2 separate regions of the Homo sapiens genome follow, and region 2 is linked to region 1. A link is a contact called in ENCODE Hi-C data. All regions are on one chromosome and are shown on one strand. Each heading gives the region's core, a stretch centred on a gene start or an enhancer-like site at or near the end of the contact. The rest is flanking DNA. Distances are from core to core; before and after follow the strand shown. Region 1 overlaps DGKG (diacylglycerol kinase gamma). Region 2 has its middle 20 kb from the start of ST6GAL1.

Evidence for each region. Hi-C counts contacts between places; a loop is a spot of excess contacts on that map. Pooled maps may share reads with other maps.
Region 2: a pooled map of psoas muscle shows a loop between it and region 1 (4-fold over the local background). The contact joins two enhancer-like sites. A Hi-C loop is called at or near these places in 2 of 50 pooled maps.

What each region holds. Positions count from the first base shown.
Region 1 is chr3:186,237,396-186,245,226 of GRCh38, reverse strand. It overlaps DGKG (diacylglycerol kinase gamma), which reads left to right. Exons shown (of 25, transcript NM_001346.3): 20 at 2,659-2,723. Among named protein-coding and RNA genes, the nearest start is that of DGKG, 120 kb to the left of the region's middle. RefSeq lists an enhancer at 2,924-2,973. Within about 2 kb of position 3,211, at least 18 of the 41 ENCODE cell types and tissues checked have a DNase peak (open chromatin) inside an H3K27ac peak, as active enhancers do.
Region 2 is chr3:186,906,841-186,914,671 of GRCh38, reverse strand. No RefSeq gene overlaps it. Among named protein-coding and RNA genes, the nearest start is that of ST6GAL1, 20 kb to the left of the region's middle. RefSeq lists enhancers at 4,349-5,043, 5,062-5,111, 5,182-5,281, 5,044-5,739. Within about 2 kb of position 4,996, at least 8 of the 41 ENCODE cell types and tissues checked have a DNase peak (open chromatin) inside an H3K27ac peak, as active enhancers do.

The DNA of each region.
Region 1 (7,831 bases), core at 1,962-4,461:
TGGTCTTTGTAAAAAGCATCTTTGCAAAACCTAGTTATGGAAAAACCAAAGACAATCAGAACTGCATGGAAGGAGGGGGCCTGTACACATATCCCGGAGAATAAAAAAGCTGGGAGTCAATCAGCAGTATTGGGGGTAGGGGATAGCGAAGTACAAATTGTGCCAGGCAACATGTGATTGCTTTTTTCTTCCCCGCCCCCCTCCACTTTTTTTTTCCTGACAGACGAAAATTAGTGCTTCAAAGGAATAGAAGTAGATGGAATATTTTCTCGAATTTTAGAGAAGCATTTGACAAATGTCACATGAATCTTATTGAGGGTGTTCACTGAAATTTGCTCAGAGAGTGGGAGGTGGGTACAGTCTGGGAGCATGAAGTGCTGCTGCCCAGGGAAGCGGTGCAGGCTGGATAGGCCTCAGGGACAGAGGCCTCTCTGGGGTCCGCACATCTCACCCGTGCACCCATGGGGGTGCCTCTCCAAGACCTTAAACTCTTAATATATCTTAAGCTAAAAAATAAATTGGCCAGGCCTGGTGGCTCATGCCTGTAATCTCAGCACTTTGGGAGGCCAAGTTGGGCAGATCACCTGAGGCCAGGAGTTTTGAGACCAGCCTGGCCAACATGGTGAAACACTGTCTCTACTAAAAATACAAAAAATTAGCCCGACATGGTGGCGGATGCCTGTAATCCCAGCTACTCATGAGGCTGAAGCGGAAGAATCTCTGGAACCTGGGAGGTGAAGGTTGCAGTGAGACAAGATTGTGCCACTGCACTCCAGCTTGGGTGACAGAGTGAGACTCTATCTCAAAAAAAAAAAAAAACATCAATAGCTAAAGTTTAAATTTTAAACTCTCAAAACATCATTTTAGCAAAGAATGTTTGCCAATCACAAAATAAGCCCATCTTCTCCTCTTGCCCTGCCACCTTTCAGATGTGGGCTGCTGGACTCCTATGCCAGGTGCACCTCACCACACAGAGTTCATGCTCAAAAAGCTTCTTCATAGAACTATACCTCTTGATGCTTAAAAACACACACAGAGGCCAGGTGCAGTGGCTCACATTTACAGTCCCAGTACTTTGGGAGGCCGAGGCGGGCAGATCACCTGAGGTTCGAGACCAGCCTGGCCAACATGGCGAAGACCCGTCTCTACTAAAAATACAAAAATTAGCCCGGTGTGATGGTAGGCACCTGCAATCCCAGCTACTCAGGAGGCTGAGCCAGAAGAATTGCCTGAACCTGGGAGGCAGAGGTTGCAGTGAGACGAGATCATGCCACTGCACTCCAGCCTGGGCGACAAGAGCAAAACTCCATCTCAAAAAAAAAAAAAAAAAACACAGAAATTTTCATATAAGAAATAGAATTAATATGCATTTGATGAAAATTCAAAATTCACTGCATGGAATTTCAAGTGTTTTGTAGCCATGTATTCCAGTAAATGGGTTTGTATATTTTTCATTGCAAAACAAATCTAGTCAACTCCCTGGTTTCTGTGTCACCCCCCATCTCCGGCTCAATTAGCCTGTTTATTTCTGAAGCCCAGCACCTGCACCCAAAGTACCAGTATGGGGCCTGAGCGGTGAAGGGGCGTTACACATTCTTCTGCTGGAAAATGAGACCATTGTCGAGGGTGGAAGACCGAGTTTGAGGAGGAAAGACAAGTTCCGTTTCAGGTTTGAGGCTTAGGGTTGGCTCTAGAGATTGACACTTTGGAGCTATCATCATTCAGATGCTGGTAACAGCCACGAGAACTCACGAGATGGCCACGGTGTGGAGTGGGGGCCGCAGGTAGAACCCAGGGTTAGGGAGTTGTGGTCAGAGGATGGAGAGCCCAGGAGCACAGTGCATGACAGCCATCCTAACTGTGAGTGCTGGAGTGCAGGGGGCCGCTAGTGTGGCAAAGGGATGTGCTAATAGGAGGGCAGTGTCCACATGATGTAATAATGACTCTTATTGGCCTTGGAGGGAGTCCTTCGAGTGAAGTGATCAAGAAGCAGAAGCCAGAGTTTAATTTTGTTTTATTATCTAGTAAGCATGTTATCCAGTGCCACTAATTATTTCTATTGGTGTGGATGGTTAAGACTTAATATCTAATAGCATCTACCAATGTCAGGTTTCTGGTTTTGACAATATCCTATAGTTATATAAAATGTTATCATTGGGGGAAGCTGAGTGAACGGGACCTAGGAACTCTATGCTATTTTTGCAACTTAATTGTGAGTCAAAATATTCCAAAATAAAAACTATTTTAAAAAGAACTAGTATGGAAAGTCATTTCCAGAGACTCATGCTCAGCCCCAGACACAGGCTCCTGATCTCTAACTGCTCACAGACTCTCAGTCTCCCCAGAGGGCAAAGGCTTTCCCCTTCACTCACCCCTGAACTATCTATCTGTTCTCAGCGGGTCCGGGCTAGAGTGAAATAGCAAGGACTCCAGAGTCAACTGGCATAGGCTGTAAGAGTATTGGTGGTGCTAGCTCATCCCCCTGGAGGCAGTGTTGAGCCTCTGTTGGCTCCGCGGATGTGACCTGGAGCCCCACCATGCGATAGATAGAGTCCCAGGGTTGGCATGACTCAGCGAGTGCATGCGTGCGTCCCTTCCCTCCGCACTGCACTGTCATGACCACTCACCAAGGATCTGCTTTGTCTCTTTCACTTTCAGGACGCTTCCATTGCACACAGATTCCATGTGATGAGAGAGAAACATCCTGAAAAATTCAACAGCAGGTAAGCTGCAGGCCCGGCTGCGCTGCCACCCACCCAGTGTGGCCCTGGCGGAACAGAGGCCTTTCACCTGCTCTCTGGAAATTTTCCCAGCCAGGGCCGCTGGGGACTTGGCCTTCCTGCCACTTGCCGGAAGGAGGGTTTCCATTTCCAAGAAAAAAAAAAGTGTCAGAAACTTGGCGCAGGCTAACTGCCTGTCCTCTCCCAAAGGATCTGTGCAGAGGGCAGGGCTGGAGGGCAGGAGGTGGGTATGAAGGGCCTGCTTTTGCAGGGGAGGAGGTGGGAGGGCGTCTGCCCTTGTCTAACTGGAACCCCCGTCCTGAGTCTCTGCTGCTTCCAAGTACAGCGCCTCCAACCCCAGCCCCTCATGATTCTTTTGGGGAAGAGCAGGGAGGCTGGAAGAGACCCTAGCTTCTGTCGGTCTCAAATGGGAGGAGGTGGCAGCTCCGGGACTTGGACCAGGAGGACCAGAAGGGTGTCTCCTTTGCCTCCCCCGACAGCAGAGGGCAGCAGCAGAGAGGTACCTGCAAAGGCTGGAGACCCGGAACCCACTAAGTCCCAGCCTCAGCCTGGGCACTCTGTGAAGTCACCAAGTTAGGTTCAAAAATGAAAGGAAAGAGGAAACCAGATCATTTGCAAGAGAAAGCAAACCCTTCTTCCTTGTAGGATGAAATTTGCCAGAACTTAGTTGTGACTGACGTATAGCTACCCCTTTCTCCCTCTTTCCTTCTTTGTCTGTATCTTCTCATTAGTCAATTTTCATTCTTTCTTTCTTTTTCTTTGTTGTACTATTTCAAGATGACCACTATTTCAGACACTGTTCCCACCCCAACCCTAGGTAGGTTGGGAGAAGAATGGATAATGATTTGGACTTTGTTTTTGAGCCTAAAGGTGTTGACTTTTATTTAGCCCACAGAATTGTCTTTTTATTTATTTATTTATTTATTTATTTTTGAGATGGAATCTCACTCTGTCACCCAGGCCAGAGTGCAGTGGCGTGATCTTGTCTCACTGCAACCTCCTCCTCCCAGGTTCAAGCGATTCTCCTGCCTCAGCCTCCTGAGTAGCTGGGACTACAGGCGTGCACCATCATGCCTGGCTAACTTTTGTATTTTTAGTAGAGATGGGGTTTCACTATGTTCACCAGGCTGGTCTCAAACTCCTGACCTCAAGTGACCCGTCCTCCTCGGCCTCCCAAAGTGCTGGGATTACAAGCAAGAATTGTCCTTAAAAGAGAGGTTAGAGTGTTCATTGAAGACATTCATTTAAAGCCCAGGACCCATCATTTTCATCACTGGCCATTTTCATTCCTACTCTTTGTCCTGACCCCACAGCCTGAGAAGTCAACCAAGAAGAAGGAGGTCTTTTTAGAGGTCAGAAACTGAACACTATAGCTTCAGAAAGAGCGATCTGTGGGATCCGATAGCAGCTGAACGAACCTTTTAGGAAGTGCATCCTGCCACAGCATCTTCTTGCTCTCACACACACAGACTATACACACTCACTGCACACTAGGAACACGTGTACTTCCAGCCCCTGATACTATAGTCACAAACTTACAGTTCAGATGATCTCCTCTAACGGTCTTTTGCACTCCCAGATACACACAAACCACTTTTTTAAAAAGTACTCCTCTTCAACCCATTCCTCAGGCTTTTAAGGTCCTCTTTTCACACAAGTATCTTTTTTTTTTTTTTTTCATGGAGTTTCGCTCTGTTGCTCAGCCTGGAGTGCAGTGGCGCGATCTTGGCTCACTGCAACTTCCACCTCCTGGGTTCAAACAATTCTTCCGTCTCAGCCTCCCAAGTAGCTGGGATTACAGGCACCCACTACCACACCCAGCTGATTTTTGTATTTTTAGTAGAGACAGTGTTTCACCATGTTGGCCAGGCTGGTCTCGAACTCCTGACCTCAAGTGAGCCACCCACCTCAGGCTCCCAAAGTGCTGGGATTACAGACTTGAGCCACTGCACCCGGCCTCACACAAGTATCCTTATACGTACTCATGCACATGTGCCATATGCTTGTGAAAGCCACGGGGCTCTGTTCATTCATTCATCCATTCATTCAGCAGATCTTTTGAAAACGTAATGCACACCAGACACTGTTCTACAGGCATTTTGGACAGACGCATGTAGGGGACTCACAGCCTGGTGCTGGAAACAGGCTGGAAAGCAGATGTGCAGAATGGTTTGTGTTAAGTGATGTAACTGGAGGTGACCTATGGGAGCAAAAACCAAGGACACGAAACGTGGCATGGAGGGTTTTCCAATGACAGAGACGCCTGAACCAAGACACGGAAAAAGAGGAGGGCAACACAGGGAGAAGGAAGCAAATGTACGAAAAGATACGAAGGAGTGAGAGGGTGCAGTATACTTGTGGAAGAGCAAGATGTTCAGTGTGATCAGTTGTATGGTCTCGGCAGAGGAAAGAAACCAAACATCTGTAATTCCCAGAAAGCAAGGAAGCAGAGGGAGGGAGAAATTTCTCCATATGCCAAAAATCAATAGGCAGGCCAACATATGACATAAATAGAGCAATCATCCATCACCCACATGATTAAGTACAATTAGAAAGACACATCCGTCAGAAAAAAAAAAAAAAAAAGATTGTAGCGTGCATTTTAATGCAAAGTATGAACAAATTCACTGTGATCTGTAGAACTGTTTTTCCTTCTCCCTTCCGAGATCCTATAAACAATACTTCTCTCTGAGGGTAGGTTCTCAGCTCACTCTTCACCTGACTGAGGTCAAGGTAGCATGGATGACATGGTGACAGGCCCACGGATTTGCACGTAAACCTGCGTGCTCGCCTAACAAACGAAGACAGAAGGGCTGAGGTAGCACCTATTTCACAAGGTCACCGAACGCTTCCTATGAAGAACTTTGCATACATACTGCTTCTACCCTGCCTATTCGCCCATGTCTAAAATACCCAGGAGTGCCCAATTTGTCCACTGAGAGGCAGGCAAGCAGCCATTTTCTTCAGGCTTCCTTATTTAGCATTGGAGATGGTTTTAAATAGGCAGGTGGTTGTTGCCATGGTTACCCCATTACACCAGCGGCTAAACTTAGGAAAGGCCGCAAGGCATAGGAAGAAAGCTTGATACCCAGGATTTGGAAATGTAAACGGCATTATCAAACAAGGCCTATTTTACTCAGCTGAACTGAGGTTCTCCAAAGAGTAGTTACTGCTTGGCCGGAAGCCTTTACCATTACTGCCCAGGTTTGGACTCTCAGGGATAATCTTGAGGTTAAATCTTGGGAGTTGTCATTGCTGTGTTTTGTTCTGTTTTGTTTTGTTTTCAGCAAGGGAGAGTGACTAGTCAGGTCCGGAACACTTACCAGGAAACCGGAATCATTCACGTTGCTGATTCCCTTTTCTTGGCTATTCTAACAAGAATTCTTAACCTGGGATCCAAGGGCTTCAGGGGTTTTGAGAACACCTTGAAATTGTACTAAGGTACTGAATGTATTTTTCTGCAGAGAATGTCCATAACTATCAGAAGATTCTTAAAGGAACCTATACTCCCAAAATGTTTAAAAGTCACAGGTCTGAGGCCTCTTTGAATCCTAAGAGGCATCAAATTATGACTCAAATGTTGGGGTTTCAGGAAATTCTTCCTCCATGGCCTCTCTAGATGGGTTGTTGCCAGGGAAGATAGTGGGTTCCAGAAAACCAAGTTATGTTCTCTGATGGAATAGTTTCATTAATGGAGCAAGAACCAGAACCGAGGAGGCAGGAATACGAGCCATGTATGATGGGCAAAAAAGAAAAGGCCTTTAACGGCAGAGATGGGGTTATTTTTGGCCCTGTCTACCTCCTAGTTATCAATAGGCTAATCATTAATTGCTAATTGAGGAATGTTAGGGAGATTATCGTCTCACTGTTGGCATAAAGAACAAAAGAGAAATTTGATTCAACTGAGATTCTAAAGTGTTTGAAAGTGATCTGGAATAAAGGGCACATAAGATGTGGCCCCTGCCTTCAAGGAAATCGTCGTCTAGCAAAAGAAAAGGAAAAATAGTGCTCAAGTATTCTTTACAAAATTATTTTAACATACAAGGTGGTTACATTTCATAGGTGATATAGTATACAGGAAGTCGTATAATATGTAAGAACTTATTAATGGTCATATCCCAAACATCATTTGCAAATGGATTGTTTTCTTTTTGGGGGATGTTTTTGGTCTTTTTTTTTTTTTTTTTTTTTTTAGAAAGAGTCATTCTGTCACCTGGCCTGGAGTGCAGTGGTGTGATCTTGGCTCACTGCAACCTTTGCCTCTCAGGTTCAGGTGATTTTCCTACACAGCCTCCTGAGTAGGTGGGATTAAAGGCACACACCACCACGCCTGGCTAACTTTTCTTCCTATTTTTAGTAGAGATGGGGTTTCACCATGTCAGCAAGCCTGGTCTTGAACTCCTGACCTCAAGTGATTTGCCTGCCATGGCCTCCGAAAGTGCTGGGATTACAGGTGTGAGCCACCACTCCTGGCCAAATTGGTTGTTTTAGGTGTAGCAATAGTGTTAAAGGGGAACCTGACTAAGAACTGTTTTCATTTTTTTAGCTCCTCCTAGATGCCAAGTGGTGAACTAGGGTCTTTAAATACATTAAATTATTTAAATCACAAAACAACCTTTCAAGATAAATATTAGCATTCCCATTTACAGATAAAGGAACTGACACTGGAAGAAACCAAGTCAACTAACAAAAGTCATGTATTTTTTAGGCAGTGGGGCTAATTTAATTTCTGACCTAGCTCTTCACTCCAGAGTCCAAGCTCTGTTTGCCGCAACTGCTGTCTCACATAGATTTCATTGAGCAAGCACTGATGTATACCAGACACTCTGATAAGTACTTTATACATCATCCCACTCATTGCTCACAATAACATGCAAGGGTAAGTGCTACTGTCCCCATTTTAGAAATGAAGGAACTGAGGCTAAGGAGGATGGAGCTGTCATTGGCATCATCTGCCTTTATGGATTGTCTCTGTGGGAAAATGCCTGCTGAGTTCCAAAGGGGAGGAGAACAGGTACACCATCCAGTCATACCTTGTATGGTGTGAGCATTCTCCCTGTTTCCACGTCCACAGCAAGGAGCAGGACTGG
Region 2 (7,831 bases), core at 3,747-6,246, 670 kb before region 1:
TTGAAGAACAAATGGCTTAAATGTTCCCCAATGTGTTGAAAGACATACATTTATAAATTAAAGTTCAGTGAACCCCAGGCAGCATACATGTAAATAAAGACACATATAGGCCTATCATAGTCAAACTGTTGAAAACTAAAGAGAGAATTTTGAAAGCAACCAGAGAAAAAAATGATACCTCACATAGTGGAGGAGTCATTTGAATCACTTCTGAATCCTCATGAGAAAATATGGAGGGCTAGGCACAGTGGCTCACGCCTGTAATCCCAGCACTCTGCGAAGCCGAGGCAGGTGGATTACCTGAGGACAGGAGTTTGAGACCAGCCTGGCCAACATAGTGAAACTTCATCTCTACTAAAAATACAAAAATTAGCCAGGCATGGTGGCACGCAGCTGTAGTCCCAGCTACTCGATAGGCTGAGGCAGGAAAATTGCTTGAACCCAGGAGGCGGAGGTTGCAGTGAGCCGAGATTGCACCACTGCGCTCCAGCTTGAGCAACAGAGAGAGACTCTGAAAAAAAAAAAAAAGAAAGAAAGATAGAGGAGGAGGGAGAGAGAGAGAAAGAGAGAGAGAAAAGAAAGAAGAGAGAAAGAAAGAAGAAAGAAAAGAGAAAGAAAGAAAGAAAGAAAGAAAGAAAGAAAGAAAGAAAGAGAAAGAAAGAAAGAAAGGGAAAGAAAGAAAGAGAAAAGAAAAGAGAAAATATGGAGACCAGAAGATAGTGGACCATCTTTAAAGTGTTTGCAGGGAGAGAAGGAAAGAACACCTGGCAATCTAGAATTCTATATTCGTTGAAAATATCCTTCCAAAATGACATTGCAAAAAATCTACCAGCAGCAAGGAAAGAGATTCAAGCTTATGCCTTAGCTGTCAAAAAGAAGTTGTCAGAGGAAGAAATATAAAGTTCTGGTGTGGTGACACAGGGATCATAATTTCATACTTACCTTTTCTAGAAGTAGTGTGAAGGGAAGTAGATACAATGGCAATATTTCTAATAATTTTTAGGAATCGCTCTCCCTGTTTCAATCTGCAGAGAATCTGACTGAGAGGATGAAAAGGAAGCTTGAAGAAAAGTCAAGACAAAATGCTTAGAAGCAGAAGCCACTACATACCACCATAGAAATTGCAGAACAGCCAGGGCCTGACAGCTTCCAGAGCATGTGCTGGCTTAGGGAAGGCACACAGGAGCGGGGTACAAAATTGGACATCTTAATGAGATCTCAGAAAGTGTCATGCCCAGGTCCTCTAGCAAGGGCTGTGCGCAGCTCCATGCCTTCCCTATGCCCTCAAATTACGGAAATGTAGACAGCAAGCAGCCCCTGTAGTCCTGATGGAAAGACTACTGGGTTTTTTTTTGTTTTTTTTTTTTGAGACGGAGTCTCGCTCTGTCGCCCAGGCTGGAGTGCAGTGGCGGGATCTCGGCTCACTGCAAGCTCCGCCTCCCGGGTTCACGCCATTCTCCTGCCTCAGCCTCCCAAGTAGCTGGGACTACAGGCGCGCGCCACTACGCCCGGCTAATTTTTTTTGTGTGTTTTTAGTAGAGACGGGGTTTCACCGTTTTAGCCAGGATGGTCTCGATCTCCTGACCTCGTGATCCGCCCGCCTCGGCCTCCCAAAGTGCTGGGATTACAGGCGTGAGCCACCGCGCCCGGCGACTACTGGGTTTTACACATGATAGAAGGGCTTCAAGGAGAAGTCACCCACATATAACCAAATAATGGAACGAGATTACCAAACCGTCTGTGTCAATCACGGGCTAGATAACAAAAAGAAACAGGGCAGAAGCTATGAAAGCATTCGATATAGAGAAAAGTAATCCAATCTGGAAGAAAACGTAGCCCAAGCCAAGGAACAGTGCAATACTCATTGTGAATTTATCACTCTTCAGACATATATCACATTCTAATAAAGTATACGATTTTAACAAAATAAGAACACAAAGACAAAAGGATAAAATAACAGCATAAGATTAAAAGGGAGATTAAAGTACTAAAGAAACAAGTTGTGTAGCAAAATCCCAATTTACATCTAACAAATAACCTAGAAAAATAACCAAGTAACACAATAGAACCAACCGAGCATCAAATTATTTTTGTGGAAGGAAGGCTTGGTATAATCATAATGAAAATAGAAAGAAAGGATAAGGAATTTAAGACATGTAAAGAATAGATGATAAAAACCACCTAACATAACAACTACTACTGTCCTGGAAATAAGAGTTACAACAATTAACTAGGGAAATTATCTAGAAATGTAATACAGGAAAATCTCTCCAAAGTGATTCTGTTTTTCACTCAAGAAGATGCATTGTTTTCCAACAATATTGGTTGAAAAAAGATATTTAGGCGTATGCCTGTTAAAGTTGAAGGCAAAAAAAAAAATTCTTTAAATATTCAGAAAGAAAAATCCAGTCACCTCTCAGGGTTTTTTAAAAAATCAGATTTTTCTCTAAAGAGCAGTGCAATGTGGCCGGGTTTGGTGGCTCACGCCTGTAATCCCAGCACTTTGGGAGGCCGACGCGGGTGGATCACGAGGTCAGGAGATCGAGACCATCCTGGCTAACACCGTGAAACCCCGTCTCTACTAAAAATACAAAAAATTAGCCAGGCGTGGTGGCGGGCGCCTGTAGTCCCAGCTACTCAGGAGGCTGAGGCAGGAGAATGGCGTGAACCCGGAAGGCAGAGCTTGCACTGAGCCGAGATCGCACCACTGCACTCCAGCCTGGGCAACAGAGCGAGACTAAATTAGACGGCTAATTTTTTGTATTTTTAGTAGAGACGGGGTTTCACCGTGTTAGCCAGGATGGTCTCGATCTCCTGACTTCGTGATACACCCACCTCAGCCTCCCAAAGTGCTGGGATTACAGGCATGAGCCACCACGCTCAGCCTAGTTTCTATTTCTTTAAATTAACTGTGTGAAGCCAATCAAACTGCCTGTGTAGGTTAATATATAGCCTGCTGGACCCAGGGTGGGGCCCTGCTTAAAGGGTTTAAAAGAGTAGCCAATATCCCAATATCTCTCATGGTAAAGAAACATTACCTGAATCTCAGCAATCCTTTTTTCACTTTTTTTTTTCTTTTTTTGAGACGGAGTCTTGCTCTGTCGCCCAGGCTGGAGTGTAGTGGTGCATTCTCGGCTCACTGCCACCTCCACCTCCCAGGCTCAAGTATTTCTGCTGCCACAACCTCCCGAGTAGCTGGAATTATGGGAGCATGCCACCACGCCTGGCTAATTTTTGTAATTTAGTAGAGTTGGAGTTTTGCCATGTTGGCCAGGCTGGTTTCGAACTCCTGATCCACCTGTCTCGGCCTCCCAAACTGCTGGGATTACAGGTGTGTGTGCCACTGCGTCAGGACCTCTTTTTTCACTTTTAAACAACAGAATATAGAATATAATCCTAGGTTATTAGTTTTGAATTTATTTATGTATCATTCTAACATACAAATCCACTTGGAAATATCTATAAGCATGCTCACAAATTTTAATTTTATTTCTAAATGGTGGGATATGGAGGTAATTTATTGTTTTCTTCTTTCTACTTTTCTGGATATCATGTTATCACTTTGGTTAAAAAACAAAAAAAGCCCAACAACCATTTTTTTGAGCAAGAGAAATGGGAAACTTGTTTAAATTCGCATAGATTGAAGCTGGGATGGGAACTCGTATCTTCCAAACTTTAAAAACTACGAACCTGGCCGGGCATGGTGGCTCATACGTGTAATCCCAACACTTTGAGAGGCCGAGACAGGTGGATCACTTGAGGTCAGGAATTCAAGACCAGCCAGGCCAACATGGTGAAACCCTGTCTCTACTAAAAATACAAAAATTAGCTGGGCATGGTGGCACATGCTGTAATCCTAGCTACTTGGGAAGCTGAGTCAGGAGAATCGCTTGAGCCCAGGAGGTGGAGGTTGCAGTGAGTCGAGATCACACCACTGCACTCTAGCCTGGTTACAGAATGAGACTCACTCTCAAAAAACAAATAAATAGGCTGGATGCGGTGGCTTACACTGGTAATCCCAGCACTTTGGGAGGTCAGGGCGGGAGGATCACCTGAGGTCAGGAATTCGAGACCAGCCTGACCAACATGGAGAAACCCCATCTCTACTAAAAATACAAAATTAGCTGAGCGTGGTAGCACATGCCTGTAATCCCAGCTATTCAGGAGGCTGAGGCAGGAGAATTGCTTGAACCCGGGAGGCGAAGTTTGCAGTGAGCTGAGATCGCACCATCGCACTCCAGCCTGGGAGACAAGAGTGAAACTCCATCTCAAAAATAAATAAATAAATAAATAAATAGAAAGAAAAAGAAAAACTATGAACCTTACTGCTCTCTTACCTCCCATACCCTGAGGTTAAGGAACTTGAAGACTTAATATGATTAATAAATTAATATGCCAGAAATTACGATGCATTTAAAGTGCTTGACACAGTGTCCAGCAAGTAGTGCATAGATGTTCGCTGTTATAATAATGGTAATTATCTTTATTTAATACTATAATATGATATTAAAAATGTTATGATAGGCCAGGCGCAATGGCTCATGCCTGTAATCCCAGCACTTCGGGAGGCCGAGGCGGGTGGATCACCTGAGGTCAGGAGTTCAAGACCAGCCTGGCCAACATGGGGAAACCTCGCCTCTACTGAAAATGAAAAAAAAATTGGTGCTGGCAAGATGGCCGAATAGGAAAAGCTCCGGTCTGCAGCTCCCAGTGAGATCATGCAGAAGGCAGGAGATTTCTTCATTTCCAACTGAGGTACCCAGTTCATCTCACAGGGACTGGTTGGATAGTGGGTGCAGCCCACGAAGAGCGAGCCAAAGCAGGGTGGGGTGTAGCCTCACCCAGGAAGCACAGGAAGCACAAGCGGTCGGGGGATTTGCCTCCCCTAGCCAAGGGAAGCCGTGAGGGACTGTGCCGTGGCCAACAGAGCACTCTGGCCCAGATACTGTGCTTTTCACATGGTCTTTGCAACCTGCAGACCAGGAGATTCCCTCCAGTTGCCCATGCCACCAGGGCCCTGGATTTCAAGCACAAAACCGGGTGGCCGTTTGGGCAGACATTGAGCTAGCTACAGGAGTTGTTTTTTCATACCCCAGAGGCACCTGGAATGCCAGCGAGACAGAACCGTTCACTCCCCTGGAAAGGGGGCTGAAGCCTGGGAACCAAGTGTTCTAGCTCAGAGGGTCCCACCCCCACGGAGCCCAGCAAGCTAAGATCCACTGGCTTGAGATTCTCGCTGCCAGCGCAGCAGTCTGAAGTTGACCTGGGACATTCAAGCTTCGTCGGGGGAGGAGCATCCGCCATTGCTGAGGCTTGGGTAGGTGGTTTTACCCTCACAGTGTAAACAAAACCGCCAGGAAGTTCAAACTGGGTGGAGCCCACCGCAGCTCAGCAGGGCCACTGTAGCCAGACTGCCTCTCTAGATTCCTCCTCTCTGGGCAGCACATCTCTGAAAAAAAGGCAGCAGCCCCAGTCAGGGACTTACAGATAAAACCCCCATCTCCCTGGGACAGAGCACCTGAGGGAAAGGGCAGCTGTGGGTGCAGCTTCAGCAGACTCAAACGTCCCTGCCTGATGGCTCTGAAGAGAGCAGTGGACCTCCCAGCACAGCGTTCGAGCTCTGATAAGGGTCATACTGCCTCCTCAAGTGGGTCCCTGACCCCTGTGTATCCTGACTGGAAGACACCTCCCAGTAGGGGCCGACAGACACCTCATACAGGAGAGCTCTGGCTGGCATCTGGCAGGTGTCCCTCTGGGACAAAGCTTCCAGAGGAAGAAACAGGCAGCAATCTGCTGTTCTGCAGCCTCTGCTGGTGATATCCAGGCAAACAGGGTCTGGTGTGGACCTCCAGCAAACTCCAGCAGACCTGCAGCAGAGGGGCCTGACTGTTAGGAGGAAAACTAACAAACAGAAAAGAATAGCATCAACATCAACAAAGAGGATGTCCACACAAAAACCCCATCCGAAGGTCACCAACATCCAAGACCAAAGGTAGATAAATCCATGAAGATGGGGATAAACCAGCACAAAAAGGCTGAAAATTCCAAAAACCAGAATGCCTATTCTCCTCCAAAGGATCACAACTCTTTGCCAGCAAGGGAACAAATCTGGACGGAGAATGGGTTTGACGAATTGACAGAAGTAGGCTTTAGAAGATGGGTAATAACAAATTCCTCCGAGTTAAAGGAGCATGTTCTAATCCAATGCAAGGAAGCTAAGAACCTTGAAAAAAGGTTAGATGAATTGCTAACTAGAATAACTAGTTTATAGAAGAACATAAATGACCTGATGGAGCTAAAAAACACAGCACCAGAACTTCGTGAAGCATACACAAGTATCAATAGCCTAATCAATCAAGCAGAAGAAAGGATATCACAGATTGAAGATGAACTTAATGAAATAAAGTGAGAAGACAAGATTTGTTATAATTATCATTATTTAATACTATAGTATTTTCAAAGAATGAAAAGAAACAAACAAAGCCTCCAAGAAATATGGGACTATGTGAAAAGACCAAATCTACGTTTCATTGGTGTACCTGAAAGTGATGGGGAGAATGGAACCAAGTTGGAACACACTCTTCAGGATATTATGCAGGAGAACTTCCCCAACCTAGCAAGGCAGGCCAACATTCAAATTCAGGTAATACAGAGAACACCATAAAGATACTCCTCCAGAAGAGCAACCCCAAGACACACAATCGTCAAATTCACCAAGGTTGACATGAAGGAAAAAATGTTAAGGCAGCCAGAGAGAAAGGTCGGCTTACCCACAAAGGGAAAACCATCAGACTAACAGCGGATCTCTCAGCAGAAACCCTACAAGCCAGAAGAGAATGGGGGCCAATATTCAACATTCTTGAAGAATTTTCAACCAAGAATTTCATATCCAGCCAAACTGAGCTTCATAAGTGAAGAAGTAAAATCCTTTTCAGACAAGCAAATGCTGAGAGATTTTGTCACCACCAGGCCTGCCTTACAAGAGCTCCTGAAGGAAGCACTAAATGTGGAAAGGAACAACCGGTACCAGCCACTGCAAAAACATACCAAATTGTAAAGACCATCGACACTATGAAGAAACTGCACCAACTAACAGGCAAAATAACCAGCTAGCACCATAATGACAGAATTAAATTTACACATAACAATATTAACCTTAAATGTAAACGGGCTAAATGCCCCGATTAAAAGACACAGACTGGCAAATTGGATAAAGAGTCAAGATCCATCAATGGTGCTGTATTCAGGAGACCCATCTCATGTGCAGAGACACACATAGGCTCAAAAGAAAGGGATGGAAGAATATTTACCAAGCAAATGGAAAGCAAAAAAAAGCAGGGGTTGAAGTCCTAGTCTCTGATAAAACAGACTTTAAACCAACAAAGATCAAAAGAGACAATGAAGGGTATTACACAATCGTAAAGAAATCAATGCAACAAGAAGGGCTAACTACGCTAAATATATATGCACCCAATACGGGAGCACCCAGATTCATAAAGCAAGTTCTTAGAGACCTACAAAGAAACTTAGACTCCCACACAATAATAATGGGAGACTTTAACACTCCACTGTCAATATTAGACAGATCAATGAGACAAAATTAACAAGGATATTCAGGACTTGAACTCAGCTCTGGAACAATAGACCTAATAGATATCTACAGAACTCTCCACCCAAAATAAACAGAATATACATTCTTCTCAGCACCACATCACACTTATTCTAAAATTGACCACATAATTGAAAGTAAAGCACTCCTCAGCAAATGCAAAAGAACGGAAGTCGTAACAGTCTCTCGGACCACAGTGCAATCAAATTAAAACTCAGGATT